Linked DNA regions of Mus musculus: all the other regions are linked to region 2. A link is a loop called in an ENCODE intact Hi-C map of the cell type or tissue named here. Cell type or tissue: left cerebral cortex. All regions are shown on one strand.

Region 1 (2,500 bases), 65 kb after region 2:
CTTCTAGTCATGACAGGGAAGCTGCACCCAAGAGATCTCAACAATATGGTTGCCCAAACAAGTCTTGAATTAGGAAAAGAGCAGTCAGCATCCTGAAATGGACAGAGCAAATGTTACAAGGCCACATTCCAAGACAAAGAACTATAGATAATCTGTGGCTGCTAAGAGTCAGTTTTGTCCATGGACAGGCCCCCTGGATGGGTTATTTATTCCCAAGTTGTCAGCCCTAAACACAGACGTGTACAAGCAACACTAAATAAACTCAGTAGGTCATGAACTTGAGAGAAAGCAGAGGCAGGGTTGGAGGACTTGGATGGGGTATAGGGAAATATAAGAATGATGTAAATACAATGCTCATATATTTTGTACTGAATAGCAGAGAGCCATATTCTCAGGCCAAGGCCTAAACCGCCTTTCTGTTGGGCTCTTCTCCCAAGCCAAGTTTATTAGCATGTTAGCTTCAGACCACTCTGACTGCCATCAAATCAGATGGAGGGTGAAGACCTATAAGGAGAAAAAGTTGGCTTGTATTTTAGGCTCAGAGGTGTACCTCAGAGGAAAACTGGCTACTACTCTCAAAGATTACCTCTTCCCATTTCTCTCCTTCCTCTCTTCTTCTCTCCTCTCTTCTCCTCTCCTCCCCTCTCTTCTCTTCTTCTTTCTTTGTTATTCCTCCCCTTTTCCTCTTTGTTACCAACCCTTCTTTCACTTCATTTATTTTTACATGATAAAATAATTCCCAGGATGCCTCAGGAGGACAGCTGATTTAAGACCTTTCTCACTGAAAGAATAATAGCTTTCTTCTTTTCCACAACCATCTATTTCATGATGCAAATTATGTTGTTTAATGTTAATTGTCAATTTATGAGAATCTAAAATCACCTGGGAGATAAGCCCATGGGCTTTCCTGAGGAAGTTTATCTTGGTTGTGTTACTTGAGATAGGAAGACCTTCTGTAGATGGCACCCTTCTGTGTATGGGATCCTGGACTTTTTTTATCAATGGAGAAAAGACAGTGAATAGCAATGTGTATCCATTGCTCTATGTTCATAATTTTGTACACATAGTGACACATTCCTCCCAGTTCCTACCTCCTTGACTTGCCTGCAGTAATAAACTACATATACTTAAGCTGTGAACTAGAATAAACCCTTTATCCTTTAACTTGCTTTCATGAGAATATTTTATCACTGAAGCAGAAGAAACTAAAACAAAACTCAGTTATTTCTTCTTGCTGGATGCTTTCCTTGATTTCTTTACTCTGTTTTGAAAATTCAACTCGACTTCTTTAGTCTTACAAAACGCTTGGCACAGAAACAATCACAAAATCATAGGCCATCTGGTCCTACACTGTTGCCAGTCTCTGTACTACTAGAAATGAATTTGCCAGAGAATTCGGGAGGTAGTCTGACCCTTTTCCTAAACCAGTCAGATACTCCTAGTACCAAGTAATAATATTAGCTAATCATAGCTTACCCATACAGATTGCTTAACACACCTGATATTTTATAGTTTATGATTGAAAGCCAATATTTGATCTAGGGTAAGATCCAGAGCCAAAGGGATTGGGTTCAAATTCTGCCAGTTAATCTCTTTAAGCCTTGTGATAAGTAGGTTTTCAAAGTCCCAGTTTATATAAACTGGACGTAATTTTAGTTACTGTAAGTTGTTAACTTAAAAGGAGTGAATAAAAAATAAAATCTTAAACCTGATAAAAAGTGAGATAACATGCTAATTATTCTACTTTATATCCAGTGTTTATCTCCAAATGTTTAAATGTGCTCTTCAAAACCATGAGCTATATATAGAAAGAATAATACTTTGAAACAGTACATAATCTACGTTCTCACTTACTGTAAAGAGCACAGAAGCTGCTTTTACAGTGATACTGATGATTGCAGATGGATAATTGAGAAAGAGAGATGTGGAAGAATTCTGTGACAACCCCTATGTCTCCCCAGCCCGCCCCTGAAAAGTAGCAGCCTAAACAGAAAGCCATTGAAAAGAATTCTTGTTTTAAATTTACTTATTTATCTATTTAAATTTATTTATTCATTTTACATCCCACTCACTGTTCCTCTTCCTGGTCACCTCCTCCCACAATTCTTCCCCCATTTCCAGCACCCCTTCTCTTCTGACACATCAAGTTTCTGCAGGTCTAGGTACATCCTCTTCCACTGAGGCCAGACAAGGCAGCCCAGTTAGAAGAACATATCCGAGGACAGGCAACAGCTTTTGGGCTAGCCCCTGCTCCAGTTGTTCAGGACCCACATGAAGAACAAGCCACACATCTGCTACATATGTGCAGGGAGGCCTAGGTCCAGTCTGCATATGCTTTGGTTGGTGGTTCACTCTCTGAGAGCCCCAGTGTGCGTTAGTTGGTTCTGTTAGTCTTCCTATGGAGTTCCTATCCCCATTTGGTGTTGGCAATTCTTCCTTCTATTTTTCCTTAAGAGTCCCCAAGCTCCATCCACTGTTTGGCTGTAGGTGTATGCATTTG
Region 2 (2,500 bases):
TGGCCATAAAAATCAAACCTGTTATAAGGCGAAGGGCCATTAACTGTAGTATTTAGCCGAGTGTTTTGTCTTTTGCCAGAACCCATCTCGCTTGTGAGCAGTTAAATGCAAGTATGATTTCTCCTAGGATTTCCAGTTATTTTATCATCGAAAGGGGCTCTGTATCTGGTTGGTGCTTCCTTACGTCGAGTGAGGTTTAGGGAAGCACACACTACCGGTTTCTAGCATGATGCCTCTCCTCTATGGAGAGGGATGTAGCTGCGTCTCCCTGCGTCTCTACTCTTCTAGTCAGTCTGAGCCCCACCCTTTGCACTGCGCAGTCAACACTCCAGCCATCAAGGGGACATTTGCTGTTTTCTAGTGCATTGTGATAGTCTGGGTCTCTAGACACAAGGTTGTTTCTTGCTTCCACTGAAATGCCAGTCCTGGCCTGTTTATATAGGCTCTAGACTTCCAAGTTTGGTTAAAGAGTCACTGTTCTTGGCATGTTTTTCATTAAGCCTATCTAGAAAAGTATTAAACACTCACGACTTCGTTATTCTGATTATTTATCATGTGTGGCCCTTTTCCCAATGATTCTTATTTACTGACCCTTTGCTTTATCATAGGATCTTTGTAATGGTGCCTCTAAACTGTCCAATGAGCATGTGAATGACTGAATGGCGACTCTAGTAAGGGAAAGGAGAAATATGATGCATTTGGAAAATGGGAAACAATTTTCCTATTTTAAGTAGATTTCCTATTTTATCGCCTATTTTAGAAACTATTTAGATATCTCCAGGGACGTTCTTTAAAATTATTTTTAGATTTACTTAGTTTATTTCATGTCGACGAATGAATGTTGTATCTGCATTTATGCCTGCATAGCCCATGCCTACCATGTATCTTCAGAAGTCAGAATAGGGCATTGACCCCTGGAATTATGAATGGTTGTGAGCCACCATGTGGGCACTGGGAATCAGTTGTAGGTCCTCTTCAGGAACAAGTGCTCTAAACCACTGAGCCATCTCTCCAGCCCCAAGAACAGTGTTGTGAGTAAGGATTTTATAGATGTGATAGAGGTAAGGAGAGTTTCTTGCCTTTTATCTTTAGAAAGTATGGGTTAACATTTGTAAATAGGAGGGATATTTTGGACACAAAGTGCTGCATAGCCACAGCGCACTTATTTAGGCTCCTCTAAAATAGTCTCTTCCTTGGGCATGTTTAAAACCTGAAGTCTGGTTGGCTTTATAAATATGCATGAGCTGTTGGGGAAGGAGAGCCTAGGGTGTGAATCACACTTCAAGCAGACCCACCCGCTCGCTCCTGACTGCAAGTTTTTCAGAAGTGTGAAATGAAAATGTTTTTTAAAATTAGAAAATGTGCCATCAGAACTTTATCAGCCCAAAGAGAAAATAAATAATCTCTTGAAAGGTGGGGAGGGCTGGGGATATTTAGCTAGTTAGTTTCACAGCTAAAATGCTTAGATAAGATTTTGTTAGAAAATGCACAAATTAATTTTAATGAATATGAAGGAATATATATATATATATATATATATATATATATATATATATATCTTCCCTAAACAAACTGGGTACTGAGTGCTGCAATCCAGGGTTTCTGAGGGATTGTTTACACCTAATTTATGAGCAAATTGTTTCATGGGGAAGAAGGGACTCTCAGGAGGTATCTTTGTAAGGTCTATTTGCATTTGAAGAGGCACCAGGGAGCATTGGAGAAGTGGGAGATTTCTGCAGAACCATTTGGATCTTAAATTGCTTAATGGTAACAACAAAAATGAGAGTAAAATAGTATTGTTTGCTTTCACATTTGTGGTAGATGGAGTTTGTTTTCCATTGTTAGTGTTGACTTTTAAAGTAGCTAGGATTGAACTGAGTGTGCTTATACAGGAACATCGTAAGGGATAAGATAAAGGATAACGATCTGAGCTCTCTGCTATTTAATCCCTAACTCACTAATCACAGAATGTAACTTCACCCAATCCACTTCTTTAACATCAATGCATGGGCATTAAAAGACACAATGGAAGAGCAAACACCCAATAGCAACAGCACACAATGATGCAAAATGCTACAGAAATTGAGCCAAATTGAAATGTGTAAACATTAAGATAAAAATCCATGAAACATTATAAAAATAAAATATTGAGGTGGATGTGTTCCTTGAAGAACAGTTTGCCATTTCCAAAAAGTGTTGCTACTAAAACCAGCCTGGTACATTACAGTCTGTGATGGAGAATGGGGTGGGGGAGGAAAGAGATTTAGCATGGGCTACTTTGGTATCAGCCAGTAGGCTCCATCCATCCTGTGTCCTGCTCAGGGTTCCTGATGTGGTCGGTGCAGGGAGGATAACCTGCATCTCTCATACACTTCCAAATAATAGGGACAGAGGCGACTCCTGAAAGGACACATAAAGAACATGGCTCTGTCACATGAGTAAGATTGAATGTGAAAATAATATAACTACCTGTAATTAAACACAGAGCTTATTTCTTAGG
Region 3 (2,500 bases), 71 kb before region 2:
CCTGCTTCCTCATGGGCACAGCCAACCTAGAGGAAGCTTCATAGAGCCATGAATGACTGCATCAAGCTCCAGGAAAGGAGTGCTGATTATGTAAACTCTGTTGATGAGTATGTAATTCCAAAGCAAAAAAGGCCAGATTTGCTAAGTGAGTAAATTGTGACTGAACTGTGCAAACTAAAAGCATTTCCTTACTGGACTTGTGACTCTGGTATTGTTCTCCTCTTACTTCTAAAACTGCACATCGGCAGAAGTGCCAGGGATGAATAATTTTTTCCCACCGGGTGTGATGGTCAGCTTTCCAACACTGGGACAAAAAGCCTGAGATAATCAAGTTATAAGGTGGAAACATGATCTAACATCCTTTCAGTTCTACCCCCCTAAAACGTCTACCGCCTCTTAACGCCATCAGACTGACAACTAAGACTTTTAACATATGAGCTTCTAGGGACCGTTTAATATTGAAAAAGTAAGCTCAGTTATCTCAGGGTGTCATTTTTCCCTTGAAAAGGTAAAACTTATTCACATTATTTTTGTGATGTCCCCCTCTAATCAGTATAACACCTAGCCATGTGCTAACATTTAGGATTTTTTAGCTTATATTTCATGTTAGGCACTATATATAAAAATGCCGTGGGGAGCAAATAAATAGTACACATGCAGATTCATTACAACTGCTCAGCAAATCGTTTGGATGTGTGTTATTCTACTATAGCTGCCTCTCAAAAATGGATACCCCTACACGTTGTCTGTCTCTACCTCCCATCCCAGCTTTGGACAGCTCTCCTGGGCCAGCAAGGGAACCCATACTCATAAAATAGAAAAAAAGGAATCCTTAGCAGAGTCATGTAAGAAGAGGATGCCCTAAAACACCTACTTCACTTGGTATACAAGTAATTTTACTACTACTGAATTAAATCACCCAGACATTCTGGTCTGTGTTCTAAGATGGTCTCAGGTATGTGGTGTGAGGAAAATCTCAATAAATTTGATTTTAAAAATGAAACTGCATCCCTTTCTCTTTGTTTTATTTATTTATTTTTTTGTCTTTCTCTTTGTTTTAAATTTATACCCATGGCCCCTTTAAAAATCCATACTTTATTGCATATGCTTCTGAAAAGTGTTTACTTAGCAGTTTTGTTTTGTTTGAAGCTTGGCTGCACTTTCTTCTCTAATTAGCAGCAATGCATATCATTGCTTGGCAATAAGGGGAGAGTTTTATTTTCTTCCCCATTGGGGTGGTTTCCTAGGAAAGGAAAAGAGCGCATGCATAGCTCTGGCTCTGGGCATGCTATGGATCTTCCCACACATTCTCACCCTACCCCAGCTTTCTTGTAATGCTGTTGACTCTGGCCTATTTAGATCTTTTCTCTAATTTAAGTTGCTTGTATTTGAGTCAAGTTGAAAATGTATGATAAGCTCTGAGCTGTTGAGGCTTTGGATCTCAGGAGAGTGTTCTCCATTGATATTTCTGGATACGAAGGTGGTGCCTAGAATAAGCCTATCAGATTGTCATCTACAGTGTGTAGCTGGGATTCCTGACTGCTTAGGAGACAGCCTGCCTCCTGCTGTTCAGATGGCTTCACAAGTTGATGTTCAAGAGTAAAAGGAGGCAGAGTTCCTTGTATGTTTCTGGCTCTTGAATGGGAGAAAACAATTTTAGGAAGTCTCATGACAACCTCTGGCCTAAATGCCAACAGAGAGGCCTTTATAGCCCAACGTCAAAATTAAAATGATCGTCAGCAGTTACAGAGGGGGGTTTCCCATAATAATTAGCATAAGCAGTCATTATGCAAAACCTTGGGGGCATGCCCATCTTTATGAGCACAGTCCAATATACTAAACATTGGAGAAATATAAAAATACTATTAATTAACAGGTACAATGGTGTGAGATAGACTACCATATAATATATAATGTTTGGCATGGATAGAATCACCTGAAAGTTTCTGGTACTTTCTATATCACATGTGAATGTCTAAGTGGAGCTTACTAATTTGTCTGGATCATTTTCCTATAATTTGTATGTATTTATTGAAGTTCATCCCAGACCCAGATTCCCTCACTGTACAAGGACAGGAGACTTGAGGAAATACAGGTGAATAACAACTTGTGCATGAGCTAGACAAAAAAAAGCATCCTAAAAAGAATCCAGGATGAGCAGAGTGACCATAGAATTAATAATTTACGTCAAGATACTTCTGAGAATAAATAAATGGTTATGTCAATAGTGATAAATGGTTCTATGTAGACTAAAGTATGGGTTAGCAAGTAATATAAGGGGATGCATTTTTAAAATGTGATGGAGAAACATTTTTTCTCCTAAACTAACTTAGGTAAAGATATTGGCATACTTAATTATTTTAATGAAGATAAACTTATTATAAAGAACTTGCAAATAAAAAAGTCAAACAACTAAACTATTACTGGACAATAAGCACTTGTTCAGGCCTTAAGCATGTACGTCTCAGTGAGTTTCTGTACTGATAGAGCAGCGATTCTG

The links. A loop is a pair of places that touch in the nucleus more often than their neighbours do. Peaks named below come from ENCODE experiments on the same cell type or tissue, not always from the same donor. Only the 100,000 strongest peaks of a DNase experiment are listed, where the experiment ranks them.
Region 1: it touches region 2 in a loop (11-fold over the local background); 3 of 42 quality-filtered maps call a loop at or near these places.
Region 3: a loop joins it to region 2, with 9 times the contacts of the local background. A loop is called at or near these places in 2 of 42 quality-filtered maps.

Annotation. Positions count from the first base shown.
Region 1 is chr12:89,787,651-89,790,150 of GRCm38, forward strand. All of the region lies in intron 14 of Nrxn3 (neurexin III), which reads left to right. Among named protein-coding and RNA genes, the nearest start is that of Gm40538, 620 kb to the right of the region's middle. In left cerebral cortex, no CTCF peak of the experiment used is centred here; a DNase peak (open chromatin) is centred at 1,327.
Region 2 is chr12:89,722,996-89,725,495 of GRCm38, forward strand. All of the region lies in intron 14 of Nrxn3 (neurexin III), which reads left to right. Among named protein-coding and RNA genes, the nearest start is that of Gm40538, 680 kb to the right of the region's middle. In left cerebral cortex, no CTCF peak of the experiment used is centred here; DNase peaks (open chromatin) are centred at 1,238 and 2,251.
Region 3 is chr12:89,652,001-89,654,500 of GRCm38, forward strand. All of the region lies in intron 14 of Nrxn3 (neurexin III), which reads left to right. Among named protein-coding and RNA genes, the nearest start is that of Gm40537, 680 kb to the left of the region's middle. In left cerebral cortex, a CTCF peak has its summit at 1,549; DNase peaks (open chromatin) are centred at 78, 842 and 1,400; H3K27ac peaks cover 271 bases.